Regions from separate parts of the Homo sapiens genome. Here region 2 is linked to region 1. A link is an interaction called in ENCODE POLR2A ChIA-PET data of the cell type or tissue named here. Cell type or tissue: PC-9. All regions are shown on one strand. Each heading gives the region's core, and the rest is flanking DNA. Links, peaks and the distances in the headings are about the cores only. Region 1 overlaps TCF7L1 (transcription factor 7 like 1). Region 2 has its middle 28 kb from the start of LINC01964.

Region 1 (8,208 bases), core at 1,543-6,542:
AAAAGTCTCCAGACTTGGAACCTAAGCTGGACTGCCTTATCTGAGAAGATTGGTGTAATCAATGGTTTGGTGTCAGGCTCCCATAGAGAATGGGGTGAAGCTGACTATGGCTCAGCACTTGCTTAGGATAGTGGGCCATAGGGGGTTCCCTTCTTGGATGGAGGGCCGAAGGCAAGCCTCTTCACTGGGCATCAGTCACCAGTCCCTCTTCCCTCTAAGATGGGGTAGGTTGGCTGACAAGGCTTCCCACTGGCACAGTGCAACCAGAAGTCCCAGATGGGGACCTGGAACCATGTGGCTCATCTTTGAGCTACAAGGTCAGAGCCAGGGGCCTCTTTAAAACAGACCGGGCCAGGCACGGTGGCTCACATCTGTAATCCCAGCACTTTGGGAGGCCGAGGCGGGCAGATCACGAGGTCAGGAGATCGAGACCATCCTGGCTAACACGGTGAAACCCCGTCTCTACTAAAAAAAATACAAAAAATGAGCTGGGCATGGTGGTGGGCGCTTGTAGTCCCAGCTACTCGGGAGGCTGAGGCAGGAGAATGGCATGAACCTGGGAGGAGGAGCTGGCAGTGAGCCGAGATCGCACCACTGCATTCCGGCCTGGGCAACAGAGCGAGACTCCATCTCAAAAAAAAATTAATTAATTAAAAAAAAAAAAAAACAGACCAACAGTTGCCCATAGACCAACAGCAGTTTGTCAGATGGAAACAGTTAAAGGATGGCCATGTCCTTCTTGGGCAGTGCAGTGCCGGTTTTGGTCACCCGGTGACTGACCAGCTCTCCTTTGCCCAGAAAGATCTCCAAGTGAATGGCAGTCAGGTGTCCCCCATGAATGTGGTTTAGGACAGGACTGTCCACAGTGCTGACTCAATGCAATGGTGTTATTTATTGCTTCTGCTAGTGGTGGTGGTTGGCTTGGTTCTGATCTCCAGATGTAACAGTGCCATCCCGGCAAGTGAAATCATGCATTGGGAAAAAATCGAGGATGGACATCTCAACACAGTTGGGTGTAGTTTCCACTTGCAATTACTCATAAGCTTCACAGGCTTAGTGGAATCTTAAACTGCCCTCAAAGGAAAACTCAATTAGATCAAAATGGATTTAATTACTTAATGAATTCTAAATGTGTCAAAATTGACAGGCAAGCTTATTTGGGGGCCTGGGAGAGGGAAGTACTATGAAGAGTGTCACATGCCTTTCATGACAGAGCAGAAGGGAGCTCACCTCCCACACAGCTCCACCCACATATTCCCAGATTGACATACTTAACGACTCACATCCATTATCTCATTTCATCCTCAAAATAGTTCTAAGAATTAAGTGCAGCTGGTATAATCACTCCTATTTAATAGACAGTGAGTTGAGGCTTATTGAGGTGATGGATTTGCCCCTGGCAAGGCGAGGCTCTCCACGCAGGTCTCCTGACTTCTCCATCTGGCCGTTGCTCGGTGGGGGAGGAAGCAGCCCCTCTGACAAGTGTACTCATGGATATTGCCACCAGCATTTATTAATAACAGATGAGCCAAGTGCTCAGCAGAATTGCAATCCTAAGGACTCTCAAGCATTTCTCTCAAGATATTTTTTTCTTATCTCATGAAATCATGCAGTCTAGTCATTATCTGATACATGTACCCCCATGATGGTTTTGACCACCACCCTCCTTCCCTCTTGTCCACTTGTAGGACAGGAGAATTGCTCTGTGCCTGATGTCACCATAGGTCCTGGCTACCCACCATTCTCTGTAAAGAGTGAGTGCCAAGAGCTTTCAGTGAGGTACATTCCACTGGAGTGGGAGGTTTTAGCAGCTCTTTCCTTCATAACTGAAACAGTTGATTGATTGTGCTGTTACCAGGCTCTGTTTGTTTGCCCCACTGGGTTTGCATCCCTACAAGAAGCCCCCTCTGTCTTTTTGCAGGTGCTTGAGCAAGTACACCATGCTAGTGAGCAGTTCAACAGAATCCATTTTCTTAGAGAAACTGGTGAAGTGAACACAGCTTACCAGGATACAATATCCAAATTAGCACACTACCTTTTATTGTTATTAATATCACCATGACCGCTATTATTAACCTCTCCCTCTTATACAAACACATTCACTCATATGCATCCTATTTCAGAAGGTTTATCTTCTTAAAGACTGATATAATTTTCACATTTTACTTTAAACAGTAAATACAAGTGTAGGAGGCCAGAAAGCAACAGCTAAGTTAGACCCTAGTCCGTAAATTCCAATCCCTTATAAGAAGGAATCTCTTCCAATGAGACCTTTTGTTTTTCCTGCCCCAAGGTGAATGTTTTGAGAACCTTTGCATCAAATCAATTCAGATACTTGTCTTTAACTTGCAAAACTTAAACAAATGGACTTTTTTCTGCTAGCACTATTTTAGGATTCACAGAAAATCCAGTCTCCTTAAGCAGTTGAATTGAGGTTTTTGCCAAAATTGTGAGGGTTTGAAAATCGGCTTTAAATTTAGAGCATGCCCATGGTAAGGTTGCGCGGGTGTCCTATGGCTCTGTAGAATTAAGCATTAACGTTGCAGCTGGATTCCATTTCTTTGTGAACATGCAAATTAACATCTTCAGTGGCTTCCTCTGCCTGCATACTTATATACCAGCCTCCAAATGTGTTATTTGTTATTAAAATCACCGTATTTATGTGTGGGGGTTTGCGGTGACTTTCCCAGATGCAGTGATCCTAATTGTAACCATACAGGTTATTCAAACATAGCTTGGATATTTAAAACAGAAGCGAATCTAGGCCAGCATGCAGTTAGTTGAGTGTAATGTAGATGTGAAAAGACTCCTTGTGGCCGGTAGTGTTCGGTTCTGTTAGCTCCAAGAATATATCTTCCTATGGTGATTGAATAATGTGCAACTGACCTGGGTCCTTCCAGGTACCTACTTTTAAACCAGGAGTTATAATAGATTTATAAATCTTTAGGCTTTACTGGTATTTGCTTTCTGTGAACAGGAAATCTAGGGAGCTAACTGCCCCCCTGCAATATGAAAGGCACATGTTCCCCAAATGTGACTTTGGGGGCTCTCTGGGGTTTAATAACAAACACTTGCTTGGTTTTTGGGACTGGCGTTTCTTCAACTCACCCATGCATGGGAACCGTCTGAAGAGATTGTGTAAACGCAGATTCTACTTCAGTAGGGCTGTCGTGGGGCCTGGAACTCTGCATTTCTAACACAATTCCACATAGTGCTGATGGTACTGGTCCAGGGAACACACTTGGAGTAGCAGGATCTGCAGCCAAATAAATACAACCCAGTCTCCAAACTAGAGCGGACAGGCCCCCAGGAGGCTGTTTCCATGGGCCCTGGGTTTTGCTAGCCTTCCCGTCCCACTTATACACACTTACATTTGCAGAGGAGAAATGGTGAACACCTGACAACATTTGTTTAATTTTTATCGTTGTGGGGCCTTTTGGGAGGGAGGAAGAAGAGTATCTCAGCCAACCACCAACTCCCACCCCCTAAACCATCAAGATTGCTAGCGTTGTGCTTGTAGTTTTCCAAAAATGTACATGAACATAGCTGATCCACCCACTTTGGTGGATAACCTTGCCAATAACAGAGGCAGCTCAGCCAGGAGTGAGTGATTGGTCCAGAATAAACCCACCCAGGTGGCAGTCAGTTCTTCACTGCCCTGTTTAGACCTGGCCTGAGGATTGACATTTCCTTTAACTGTCTCAAATGAGAGCTATCCTGGGCTTCTTCCAGCAACCCGTGCCTCCTCCCAGACTCTGCAATCCTGTGGGTGCTCCATAAATACTTGTTGACTGACTTGACTCATTCCCTTGGGGAGGGAAAAAAAAAACAGGAGGAAGTAGGGAAAGGGGGAGTGAACTTGGTTTTCCGTCTCTTGTAAGTATCATAAGGAAATACCTAGCCTAATGTCTGTTGGCAGACTATGACTGTTTGCATTCTACAAAGTAGCATTTGAAATTTTAGTTTTTGCTTTTCACTAGTTGCAGTTTTTCTCTGTGTGCTGAATGCAGAAAGTAGTTCCCTTTGGAATTTCCATCTGGGAACCCAGCAGGAGAACCAGCTGCTGCCACTGCCGCTACTGCTAAGGAAAAAGTGGTCCCTCGCTGGCCTGTGCTGGTGTGGGCCCCGATTCTCGTGCAGTTACCCTTGCATGGGTGAGCAGAGTCCTGGGTATTTGCTCTGGCGACACCAGTTTTTGATTGTTTACAGGCTGGGTTTTCCCTAGTTGTTCAGCTGTGAGAATCTGAGGATATGTTTGTTCTTTCCTAATTGCATCCTGTGCCTCTTTCCTTTTTTTCCCTCCAGAAGTGGAAGGCATTTTTCTGCCTTGATAAAGTGTACCAGGCCAAGGGGCCTGTTGTACTCCAAAACCCCTCTTCTCAAGGTGACCCCAGTTGCCACTCACCTGCTTTTCTGGGGGTCTGCGGAACCTTCCTCACAGCCTGCACAACTGTCTCCCTTAAGAACCCTTCCTGGTACAAAGCCTCCATAAAACTCATTTGCTCTTGAGTCTTAGTTCTGGTGGAACATATCCCTGAGTTTTTGCACACTGGGCCTCCATCCAGGCCTTTTCCTGGGAGAGTAGAAAACCCATGGGCTCTGTGGGGTGGGGAAAAGCCCTCAGTTCTGGGTCTGGAAGCATCATCAGTTGCAGCCATGAGCAAGGTTTTGCCATTCTGTGCCTCAGTTTCCTCATCTGTGAAAAGGTGATAACATTATTTCTTTATCCCACTATGTTGTTCTGAGGATTAAGTGAGTTTGCAGTGTAAAGACATAGACAAAGACATAGGGACAGAGAAAGGTAACATTTGTTATTGTTGTTTTTCTGTAGCATTTGTGTCTAATGCAGTGGACTGTGTGCCCAATAAATGAGTCCTTTAAATTAATGATAGAAAGAGAAGTGGGGAAATGGGTTATAAGCAGTGATGTACTGGTAAATATTTAACAGTCAGCTCCTGGTGGGGAGGATTGTGCTCTGATTAGTGTTTGCCAATTTCCATGATGTAAATACTCTCCCTGTGGCTGATTTCAAGCTACCAACGTGACATCACTGAACACTGAGTTTGAAGGAGATGCCAGTACACCAGTGCCAGCTGCTCTGGTCCACTACTGGAAGGCATCTGCAATAGACCAAAGCCATAAGGCACCCATCACCCCTGGCCTTCTCACCTTGCCACACACAGGAATTGGTAACTGGGCCTTTTAAAAAAGCACTCGGTAATATATTAAATATTAAACATAGACTAGCTCAAAAGTGAGAATTTTTTTTTTTTGAGACAGAGTCTCGCTCTGTCGCCCAGGCTGGAGTGCAGTGGTGCTATCTCGGCTCACTGCAACCTCCACCTCCCGGGTTCAAGCGATTCTCGTGCCTCAGCCTCCTGAGTAGCTGGGATTACAGGCGCCGGCCACCACGCCTGGCTGATTTTTGTATTTTTAGTAGAGACAGGGTTTCGCCATGTTGGCCAGGCTGGTCTCGAACTCCTGGCCTCAAATGATCACCCACCTCAGCCTCCCAAAGTGGTAGGATTACAGGCGTGATCCACCATGCCCAGCCGAAAAATGAGATTTTTAATAAGCCTGGCTAGCTTTGTATTACACTATTTTGTGTTTCGTGTATGTTAAAAGCTCCCAAGTTGTGCCGTCCCCTGCAAAGAAAGCCCTGAATGCACAGAATTAGGCACATCTTGAGGACAGATAACCTTTGAGAGACCTTTCAGAGCCACTAAAGAAAGGCAAAGGAGAAACTGTAGTCTCGGAGAATGCTTAGTGTTCAGACTGAGCAGCAAAAAGGTGTTAAATAAGTAATTAACAGCTGGATTCTAAATAGCAGCTAAGAGTTAGAGGCCTGAGAACATGGCCTGAGGCCACCAGAAGGTGGGAGAGAGATAAACCAGCCTATATTTAGGAGTTAAACAGATGGCAGGATCAGGGCCCTACTTTGTATTTAGGAGGTTTGTGTGGTTTGTTTACTTGGGTTTTGTTTTTTGCTGTAACTAATTTAACAATTTAGGAGTGGAAAGAAAAATTAACCAATTTATCTTGCTGTCTGAATAATGTTTTGCAATAACCAAGAATAGGTCAGTGGACCAAGTGGGTAGGTCACTGCCCTGCTTAATGACCCATATCCGGATATTATTATGTCTAAATGATAATCAGCACTCATTTCTATGCACACAAAGAGAAGCTTGTGAGGAAGAAATAAAAAGCCTTTGCCTTTATTGTGTACAGTATATAGTGTAAACAGTAGGGGTCTAATACATGTTTGTTTCCATAAAGGCTTTTTCTAGCAGCTGTGATCAGCAAGGGGAAAGGACCTGCCTAAAGTCATCACACTGCTAATTGGGGTCGAGTTAGAACCCAAGTCTCTGGGCCCCGCTTGAGGCTGTTTACCTCTTCAGGACAGAAGGGACCAGCTGGATATAAGAGCTGAAGGAGAGAGACCAGACCAGAGCATCTATTCAGGTCACTCTTGTAAATCGCCGCTTTTTGATAGTTCCCTGTGACTGGCATCTGATTGAGAAAATGTGACAAGAAGCTACCTACTGCTTGCCCCTTAAACTAGCTGACAGTTTCCCATTCAAATTCCGATTGCAATTCAGAGACACTCTAGGCTAGGTGCAGTGGCTCACGCCTGTAATCCCAGTATTTTGGGAGGCGGAAGCAGGCAGATCATTTGAGTCTCAGGAGTCTGAGACCAGCCTGGGTAACACAGCAAAACCCCATCACTACAAACGATACAAAAAATTAGCCAGGCGTGGTGGCACGTACCTGTAATCCTAGCCACTTGGGAGGCTGAGGTGGGAGGATCACTTGAACCCAGGAGGTCGAGACTTCAGTGAGCTGTGATTGCGCCACTGCACTCCAGCCTGGGTAACAGAGTAAGATCCTCTCTCAAAACACACACACTCACACTCCAGATGCTTCTCTGCTGCTGTGTGTGCATTGGGTGGTACAGTGACAAGAGGGCTGGGGGAGGCAGGTATCACAGAAAGGACTCTGAGGGAAGTGAGTGGTGCACCCAGGGAAACTGAGGCTATGGGTGGTCCTCCCACATCCTCCCCACAGGCTAGCTGATGCCTCTGGCCTCTCAGTTGTTTTCATCTAAGGAAACTTATTTTGAAGCCATATTCATGGCAGCTGTAGTCCTGAGCATTCGCAGGACTTGTAGATAATTCACCTACGTGGTCTCGGGCAGTTATACCCTGTGATAATTTATAGCCACCCGTTCAGGCAGACAATTCCACATGAGCATTTGCTATCACTCTACTACCCTGACCCAAGCCTCGGTGTGACCCAAGCCTCGGTGTGACCCCTCTGCATGGCCTCTCCAAAAGAGATCCCTTCCCTGGGAGTTTGGGGAGCCTCTGACTCCCAGGAGAGTAGCAAAGCCAAGAAGGGGGAAATAAAAGACCACAAAAGAGCGGTGTGTTTTGAAGGAATGAATGTTTTCTACAGCCCATTTCCAAAGAACAGTCTAGAAATGCTTGCACACAAACAGTGTCATCAGAGTAGAGTAAGTGTGTGGTTTCCAAGCAGCCCCTACCACAAGCTCCCCGAGGCCTGTGCCTGCCAGGGAGCCCAACCTCAGCACCTAGTATCCAGCTCCCCAGGGAAACTGTTCTGAGCATTAGTCCTCCCTTCTCTGAGCCCAGAACGGCAGGCTGCAACTTCTAGGGTTGAATGGATGGCAGCTCAAGGAAACAGAATGGCTTTCTGGTTTTAAAACCTCAGAAAACCTAAAAACTTGATCTCTATTGCTTTACTTTAGGAAATTTTAGGCCCTTTCTCAGACGGCCTAAAATTAGACCTTCGCCACTCCCAACCAAAGCATGTCATGACATGGAAGAAGGTGGTCCCTGGCCTAATGACCCATTTCTGTAAAAATGAGGTAGGATGTGTAAACAGTGCAATAAGACTATGGAACAACAGACCGTGAGCCAGTGTCACCTTAAATGTAAACGTTAGAGATCTAGGCTTCTGAAGAAATGTTGGAAAGCCTATTAAACCACATAGGTTTGGGATTTTTCATTGTGTAGCAGACATATGGCTTAGTGTTTGATTTAAAAAATAGGAAGTTGGTGGCCATTTTCATGAATAGTTTGACAGCCAGTCAGAAGTGTGATTGTCGTTTTACCTAAACGCAACTGCTGTTGTTCGTAAGGTCAGAAACCTGCTCACAGGGGCGGGGGCGGGGAGGTCTGGTCTGTT
Region 2 (8,208 bases), core at 2,799-7,798, 150 kb before region 1:
GTGATCAAAGAAAAGCAAATCAGCCAGATGCTGCGGCCCATGCCTGTAATCCCAGCACTTTGGGAGGCTAAGGAGGGAGAATCGCTTGAGCACAGGAGTTAGAGACCAGTCTAGGCAATATAGTGAGACCCCCGTCTCTACAAAAAATAAAACACTAGCCAGGTATGGTGGTGCGTGCCTATAGTCCCAGCTACTTGGGAGGCTGAGGCAGGAGGACTGCTTGAGCCCAGGAGATCAAGGCTGCAGCGAGCTATGATTGCATCACTGAACCCCAGCCTGGGTGACAGAGAAACCTGCTGTCTCAAGAAAAAAAAAAAGGAAAATATCATTTTTTCACATATCACATTGGCAACATTTTAACATAAAACAAGATGCATATGAAGAGTTTTAAATGAATGTTCAAATGCCTTGATTCAGTAATTCCATATCGAGGAACCTATTCTAAGAGACAGAGAGGTAGTGGAAGATTTATTTATAAAAATATTCATTGTGGCATTATTTAGAGCTGTGAAAATTGCTGTGGAAAATAATTTGAATGTATAACACGCAACTTCAGAAAATTATGCCAGCACAAAATATCATATTAGAAAGTATATTTAAGGCCGGGCGTGGTGGCTCACACCTGTCCCCAGCACTTTGGGAGACTGAGGCGGGCAGATCACCTGAGGTCAGGAGTTCAAGACCAGTCTGGCCAACATGGTGAAACCCTGTCTCTACAAAAAATACAAAAATTAGCCAGGTGTGGTGGCAGGCGCCTGTATTCCCAGCTACATGGGAGGCTGAGGCAGGAGAATCACTTGAACCTTGGAGGCGGATGTTGCCGTGAGCTGAGATCGTGCCATTGCACTCCAGCCTGGGTGACAAGAGCAAAACTCCATCTCAAAAAAAATATATATATATATATAGATATATATATATTTAATAGCACACAAAAATATTCCCAGGATATGTAAGGTGGAAAAAGTAGAATATGGTTCTGATTTGGTGACATTTGTAAAATAAATCCATATAAATTAAACAACATTTCAACATTTCAGTCTTCTTATTACCTAATAATGTGAAAAGGAAAGGGAAGCTTAGGGTATGCTTAGGATAGGTTGCATTCAAATATAGGTTTGTGGCATACTCACAATTCCCTTTGTAGTTGTGGCGGCCTGCCCAGAAATAGGCAGCTAAACAGGTTTCAGAAGAGATCTCCCTAAGGGCCAGAAGGGATCTGCCTCCCAAAGTGTTAAGATCCTGAGTCAGGGCAAAACAAAACAAACAAACAAAAAACGCACAAAACAAAAAAGGGTTTCAGACATGGGACCCAAAGCCACAGTGCCAAGTCCATAGGATCCAAATTACAGGTAACAATGTGCAAGCAAGTTGCTTCTCCTACCAGTAACCATGAGGCACAGCTCCCTGGTGTGTCGCAGAAGGCTGTGTTTACTTAACGATTGCTATGGCTTGAATGTGTCCCCCAAAAAGTATGTGTTGGAAATGTAATCCCCAGTGCAGCAGTATTGGGAGACGGGGCCCAATGGGAGCAGTTTAGATCATGAGGGCTCCACCCTTATGAATAGATTCATGCCAATTTTAAAAGAGCTTGAGACTGCAAATTCAATCTCTTGCCTTCTCTCACCATGCAATACCTTCAGTCATGTTATGACGCAGCAAGAAACCCTCGCCAGATGCATTCCTCAATCTTGGACTTCCCAGCCTCCAGAACCATGAACCAAATAAATTTCTGTTTGTTACAAATTAGCCAGTGTGTGGTATTCTGCTATCGCAGCACAAAACAGACTAAGACAACAATGGTTAGTGACATTCTGAGCAAGGCTGGGAGGCCACAGTTTGCAAATATGAATAGGAACAGCCTAGAAGGACAGTCCGGTATTACCAACACTTATCTCTGAGTGGTGGGATTAACCAATTATTTTTCACTTTTTACATTTCTGTGTTTTCTAAATTTTTTTGTCCTAAATACATGTGACTTTTTGAAAATTCTTATTAAGAAAAATGTCAAACATACCAAAAGTAAAGAGACTAAAAAAAATTAATCTTCCTCTGTCCATCACTAAGCTTTGGCTATTCTCAACATTCTGTCAAACCTGTTTTATCTCTCCACACTCCAATTTTGTTTTTTCTTCAGTATTTTGTTTTATTTTATTGGGACAGGGTCTCACTCTGCCACCCAGGCCAGAGTGCAGTGACACAACCATGGCTCACTGCAGCCTCGACCTCTCTGGCTCAAGCAATCCTCCCACCTCAGCCTCCCAAGTAGTTGGGACTACAGGCACATGTCACCATGCCCGGTTAATTATTTATTTATTTTTAGAGATAGGGTCTCACTATGTTGCCCAGTTTGGTCTTGAACTCCTGGCTTCAAGTGATCCTCCCTTGCCTCAGCCTCCCAAAGCTGTGGGATTATAGGCATGAGCCACTGTGCCTGGACTTTTCTTGAGTATTTAAAAACAAATCCTAATTTTTCCATGTTAGGCCAGTGAAGCCCCCTCAAGTTGTCTCATATGTCCTTTTCAAATGACTTCATTAGTCTTTGACAGTTTCTGTGCTTCCTGGCACAACAAAATATTCCTGCTAGTGGTAGATTTTTAAAAATGGTTACAAATCCCTCTCTTTCCTGTATGCAGGCTTCTTTGCAATATGACTTTGCAACTTAGAGTTGAATGGACTCTAGAACAATATGCAGCATGAGAAATGGGAGGATTTTGCTCCCCCAAAGTGCAATAAGGCCCTCTGTGTTTTTGTTTTTTGTTTTGTTTTGTTTTGTTTTTTAAGAAAGAAGGCAAAAGTTTATTTATAAACCATTTACCTGAGATAATCTCCATTCTTTTTCTTTTTTTTATTATTATTATACTTTAAGTTTTAGGGTACATGTGCACAATGTGCAGGTTAGTTACATATGTATACATGTGCCATGGTGGTGTGCTGCACCCATTAACTCGTCATTTAGCATTAGGTATATCTCCTAATGCTATCGCTCCCCCTTCCCCCCACCCCACAACAGTCCCCAGAGTGTGATGTTCCCCTTCCTGTGTCCATGTGTTCTCATTGTTCAATTCCCATCTATGAGTGAGAACATGCGGTGTTTGGTTTTTTGTCCTTGCGATAGTTTACTGAGAATGATGATTTCCAATTTCATCCATGTCCCTACAAAGGACATGAACTCATCATTTTTTATGGCTGCATAGTATTCCATGGTGTGTATGTGCCACATTTTCTTAATCCAGTCTATCATTGTTGGACATTTGGGTTGGTTCCAAGTCTTTGCTATTGTGAATAGTGCCGCAATAAACATACGTGTTCATGTTGTCTTTATAGCAGCATGATTTATGGTCCTTTGGGTATATATCCAGTAATGGGATGGCTGGGTCAAATGGTATTTCTAGTTCTAGATCCCTGAGGAATCGCCGCACTGACTTCCACAATGGTTGAACCAGTTTACCGTCCCACCAACAGTGTAAAAGTGTTCCTATTTCTCCACATCCTCTCCAGCACCTGTTGTTTCCTGACTTTTTAATGATTGCCATTCTAACTGGTGTGAGATGGTATCTCATTGTGGTTTTAATTTGCATTTCTCTGATGAATAAGGCCCTCTGTTAATGACATGTTACCTAATGTCAAAGAGGTTTTATGTAATACAGTAAAATTAACATCTTTATCCAGCCTCTCCCACCAAGACATATGGTTTATTTCTCCTACCTTTGAATCTGGACTTGGCCATGTACCTTGCTTTGGTCAGTGGAACGTTGTTGATAGTGCAGAGTAGCGCTGAGTTCATTTGGCTGAGGCCATTCTCAGTTTCGACACAAGATGGGGAGGCTGCTAATAGAGGACGAGCTCTGTATTGTGTGGAGGAGGATGGTAAGCTGGTGGCGTAAGCCCCAATCTGTATTAGTTATCTGTTGCTGCATAACAAATCACTCCAAAATTTACAACCAACAATTTATCTCATATTATGGTTTCTGTGGGACAGGAATTTGGTAGTTTAGGTGGGCAACTCTAGCTCAGGCTCTTGTAGGGTTGCAATCAGGATGTCATCTGGGGATTCAGTCACCTGAAGGCTTGACAGGGTCTGGTGGGGGTCTACCTCCAAGATGGCTCCCTTACTTTATTATTATTATTTTTTATTTTTTTAGTATTTATTGATCATTCTTGGGTGTTTCTCGGAGAGGGGGATTTGGCAGGGTCATAGGACAATAGTGGAGGGAAGGTCAGCAGATAAACATGTGAACAAAGGACCTTACTTTATTATTGGCAGAAGGTTTCAGTTCCTTGCCATGTGGGACTCTTCCTAGGGCTGCTTAAGTGTCCTGACATCTTGGTTTCTGGTTTTCCCCCAGGAGAGTGATCCAAGAGAGAGCGCATGGAGAAAGCCACAGTGCTTTCCTTTTCTTAGAGACAGGATATTGCTCTGTTGCAAAGACTGGAATGCAGTGGTGCAATCATTACTCACTGTAACCTCTAACTTCTGGGTTCCAGCCATCCTCCTGCCTCAGCCTCCCACCTCACTGGAACTACAGGCACGTGCCACCATGCCTGGCTAATTTTTAAAGTTTTTTGTACAGACAGGGTCTTGCTATATTTCCCAGGCTAGTCTCAAACTCCTGTCCAAAAGCGACCCTCCCGCCTTGGCCTCCCCAAGTGCTAGGATTACAGGTGTGAGCCCCTTGCACAGCTGCACATGCTCTGTATGTCCTGATCTTGAATATCACACACTGTCACTTCTGCCACATGCCATTCACTAAGCAAATCACTAGGGATAGCTCATGCTTGAGGGGATGAGGGAGTGGAAATGGGCTCCACTTTTTTTTTTTTTTTTTTTTTTTTGAGATGGAGTCTGGTTCTGTCACCTAGGCTGGAGTGCAGTGTCCTGATCTCAGCTTATTGCAACTTCCACCTCCCAAGTTCAAGTGATTCTCCTGCCTCAGCCTCCCTAGTAGTTGGGATTACAGGTGTGTGCCACCACGCCTGGCTAATTTTTTTGCATTTTTAGTAGAGACGGGGTTTCACCATGTTGGCCAGGCTGGTCTCGAACTCCTGGCCTCAGGTGATCCACCCGCCTCGGCCTCCCAAAGTGCTGGGATTACAGGCATGAGCCAGCTCCACCTTTTTTGTGGACATATTTTAGAACACCACACTCTCTTACTCAAATTTCCTTTCCCAGCTTCCTTACACACTGCCATTTTACTCACAAGGCAAACACGCCTTATCAGTTTAGTAGAAAATAAGAGGTAAAGTTTCATGCTAAAGATGGAATTTTTAGTGCTACAATGACAAGGACATCCATCCTTGTCATTTTGCAGTTACTGTAAACATTGCAAAATGTGAATTGCATATATTAGAAGTGATGCATACTGTGACACATTCATCATTTTTTCAATTTTCTCAGGTAGATATTTACCATACTCTTCCAGTTATATCCTCTTAGAACTAGCGTTTGTGTCTTACCAACATGTTTGATAGTCCAATATGCTGATTTTTGAAGATAGATGTAGTATAAAAAAGAAAAGGGGGATTCAAAGCCTAGGTTTACAGAAACTTCCCTTTTTTCCTTTTTCTTCTTTTTTTTTTTTTTTCCTTTCTTTTTTGTGATGGAGTCTCAATCCATCACCCAGGCTGGAGTGCAGTGGCATGATCTCGGTTCACTGCAACCTCCACACCCCAGGTTCAAGTGATTGTCCTGCCTCAGCCTCCCAAGTAGCCAGGATTATAGGCGTCTGCCACCACTCCTGGCTAATTTTTGTATTTTTAGTAGAGACGGGGTTCTACCACGTTGGCCAGGCTGGTCTCGATCTCCTGACCTCAGGTGACCCACCCACCTCAGCCTCCCAAAGTGCTGAGATTATAAGCATGAGCCACTACACTGGCATTTTTTTTTTTTTTTTAAGAGACAAGGTCTTGCTATGTTGCCCCCAGGCTGGTCTGTGGTCTGGAACTCCCAAGCTTAAGGTGTCTCGGCTTCCCAAGTAGCTGAGATTACAGGCACTCATCCCTGCACCTGGCTACGACACTTCTCAAATTAGCGATGAGAAATTTCAGTTTTCTGAGTCATTTCAATGCACTAGAGGACAATGGACACAAAAAAGTTCATCTACATAATTAAAGATATTTGTAAATGGGCTTTACATGGGCTTTGAGTTTTCTGTTCATTTGTGTGTCATCTGTGGTGAGCAACTTACACATTCAGCAACGGCTCCCACAAAAGTGAAAAGACACTCGACTACAAATCATAGTCATTTGACAAGTAAACGGGCTGATTATTGTAAGTAGTTACTGGAATCTTCAAACAGACTAAAGTTTTTAAAAGTCACAAGCAGAAAAAAGGCTCAGGAAAAAAATTATTTAGTAGCAGAATTATTGCCTAGGATAGGAAAAGTCATACAGTTAATGAGACACTAACAATGCCAGATGGAAACTTAGAGTTGAGCAGACTCTAGAACAATATGCAGCATGAGAAATGGGAGGATTTTGCTCCCCCAAGTGCAACAAGGCCCCCTGTTAATGACATTGTTACCTAATGCCAAAGAGGTTTTATGTAATACAGTAAAATTAACAACATCTTTATCCAGACTGAGTCAAGAGATGTCACCAATAAATATAATACCTTAACATTTGTAATATTTGTAAATTGCAATAAAATTCAAGATCACTTTTCCTCTGTAAAGAGGTGCCGCAAAATCCATCAAGAAAATGTAGCAATTACACACATATATGCAGCTAACAACAGAAATGCAAAATATGTGAAGCCAAAAAATGAAAGAATTGAAGAGAGAAATAGACAATTTGACAATAATAGTTGAAGACTTATATGCTTCATTTTCAATAATGGGTAGAACAACTAGACAGAAGGTCGACAAGGAAATAGAAGACTTGAACAGCGCTAGAAACAAACTAGACTTAACAGACATCTACAGAACACTTCACCCAGCAAAAGTGGAATCAAAATTTTTAAGTGCACATGGAACACTCTAAAGATAGATCATATGACAGGTCATAAAACAAACCTCAATAAATTTAAAAGGACAGAAATAATACAAATTATGTTCTCCAATTACAATTAAATGGAAATAGAAATCAATGGAGAGAAATTCGGTATATCCACAAATAGGTGGAATTTTTTTTTAATTACTGACTTGAAGCTCATATAGGTGGAAATTAAACAACACACTTCCAAATAACGATTTAGTCAAGAAAGAATTTTTTTTTTTTTTTTTTTTTGAGACAGAGTCTCGCTCTGTCATCCAGGCTGGAGTGCAATGGCGTGATCTTGGCTCACTGCAACCTCCGCCTCTCAGGTTCAAGCAATTCTCCTGTCTCAGCCTCCGAAGTAGCTGGGACTACAGGTGCCCACTACCACGCCTGGCTAATTTTTGTATTTTCAGTAGAGATGGGTTTTCACCATATTGGTCAGGCTGGTCTCAAACTTTTGACCTCAGGTGATCCACCTGCCTCGGCCTCCCAAAGTGCTGGGATTACAGGCATGAGCCACTGCGCCTGGCTAAGAAAGAAATTTTTAAGGCTGGGCGCAGTGGCTCACACCTGTAATCCCAGCACTTTGGGAGGCCAAGGCAGGTGGATCATGAGGTCAGGAGTTCGAGACCACTCTGGCCAACATAGTGAAACTCTGTCTCTACTAAAAATAAAAAAAATTAGGCCGGCATGGTGATGTGCACCTGTAATCCCAGCTACTCAGGAGACTGAGGCAGGAGAATCACTTGCACCCAGGAGGCAGAGGTTGCAGTGAGCCAAGATCGCGCCACAGCACTCCAGCCTGGGTAACAGAACGAGACTCCGTCTCAAAAAAAAAAGAAATTTTTAAAAATCAGAAAATACTTTGAGGCAAATGAAAATGAAGACACACATACCAAAAGTTATGGGATGCAGCAATAGCAGTGCTTACAGGGAAATTTATAGCTGTAAATATCTACATAAAAGAAGAAGAAAGGTCTCAAATAAATAATTAAATCTTCTACATTAAAGAACTAGAAAGGGGTCAGGCATGATGGCTCATGCCAGTAATCCCAGCGCTTTGGGAGGCTAAGGCAGGAGGATTGCTTGAGCCCAGGAGTTCGAAAGCAGTCTGGGCAACGTGGCAAAACTCCATCTCTACAAAAAATACAAAAATTAGCTGAGTGAGATGGCACGCACCTGTAGTCCCAGCTACTCAGGAGACTGAGGTGAGAGGATCACCTGAGCCCAGGG

What was found. ChIA-PET counts read pairs that join two places held together with the same protein. Peaks named below come from ENCODE experiments on the same cell type or tissue, not always from the same donor. Only the 100,000 strongest peaks of a DNase experiment are listed, where the experiment ranks them.
Region 2: POLR2A ChIA-PET joins it to region 1 with 14 read pairs; 3 of 35 experiments call an interaction of 5 or more read pairs at or near these places.

Annotation. Positions count from the first base shown.
Region 1 is chr2:85,245,182-85,253,389 of GRCh38, forward strand. The region is part of intron 3 of TCF7L1 (transcription factor 7 like 1); the gene reads left to right. Among named protein-coding and RNA genes, the nearest start is that of TCF7L1-IT1, 63 kb to the left of the region's middle. In PC-9, for the core only: no CTCF peak of the experiment used is centred there; a DNase peak (open chromatin) is centred at 3,810; H3K27ac peaks cover 1,616 bases.
Region 2 is chr2:85,090,872-85,099,079 of GRCh38, forward strand. No RefSeq gene overlaps it. Among named protein-coding and RNA genes, the nearest start is that of LINC01964, 28 kb to the left of the region's middle. In PC-9, for the core only: no CTCF peak of the experiment used is centred there; DNase peaks (open chromatin) are centred at 5,240 and 5,940; H3K27ac peaks cover 513 bases.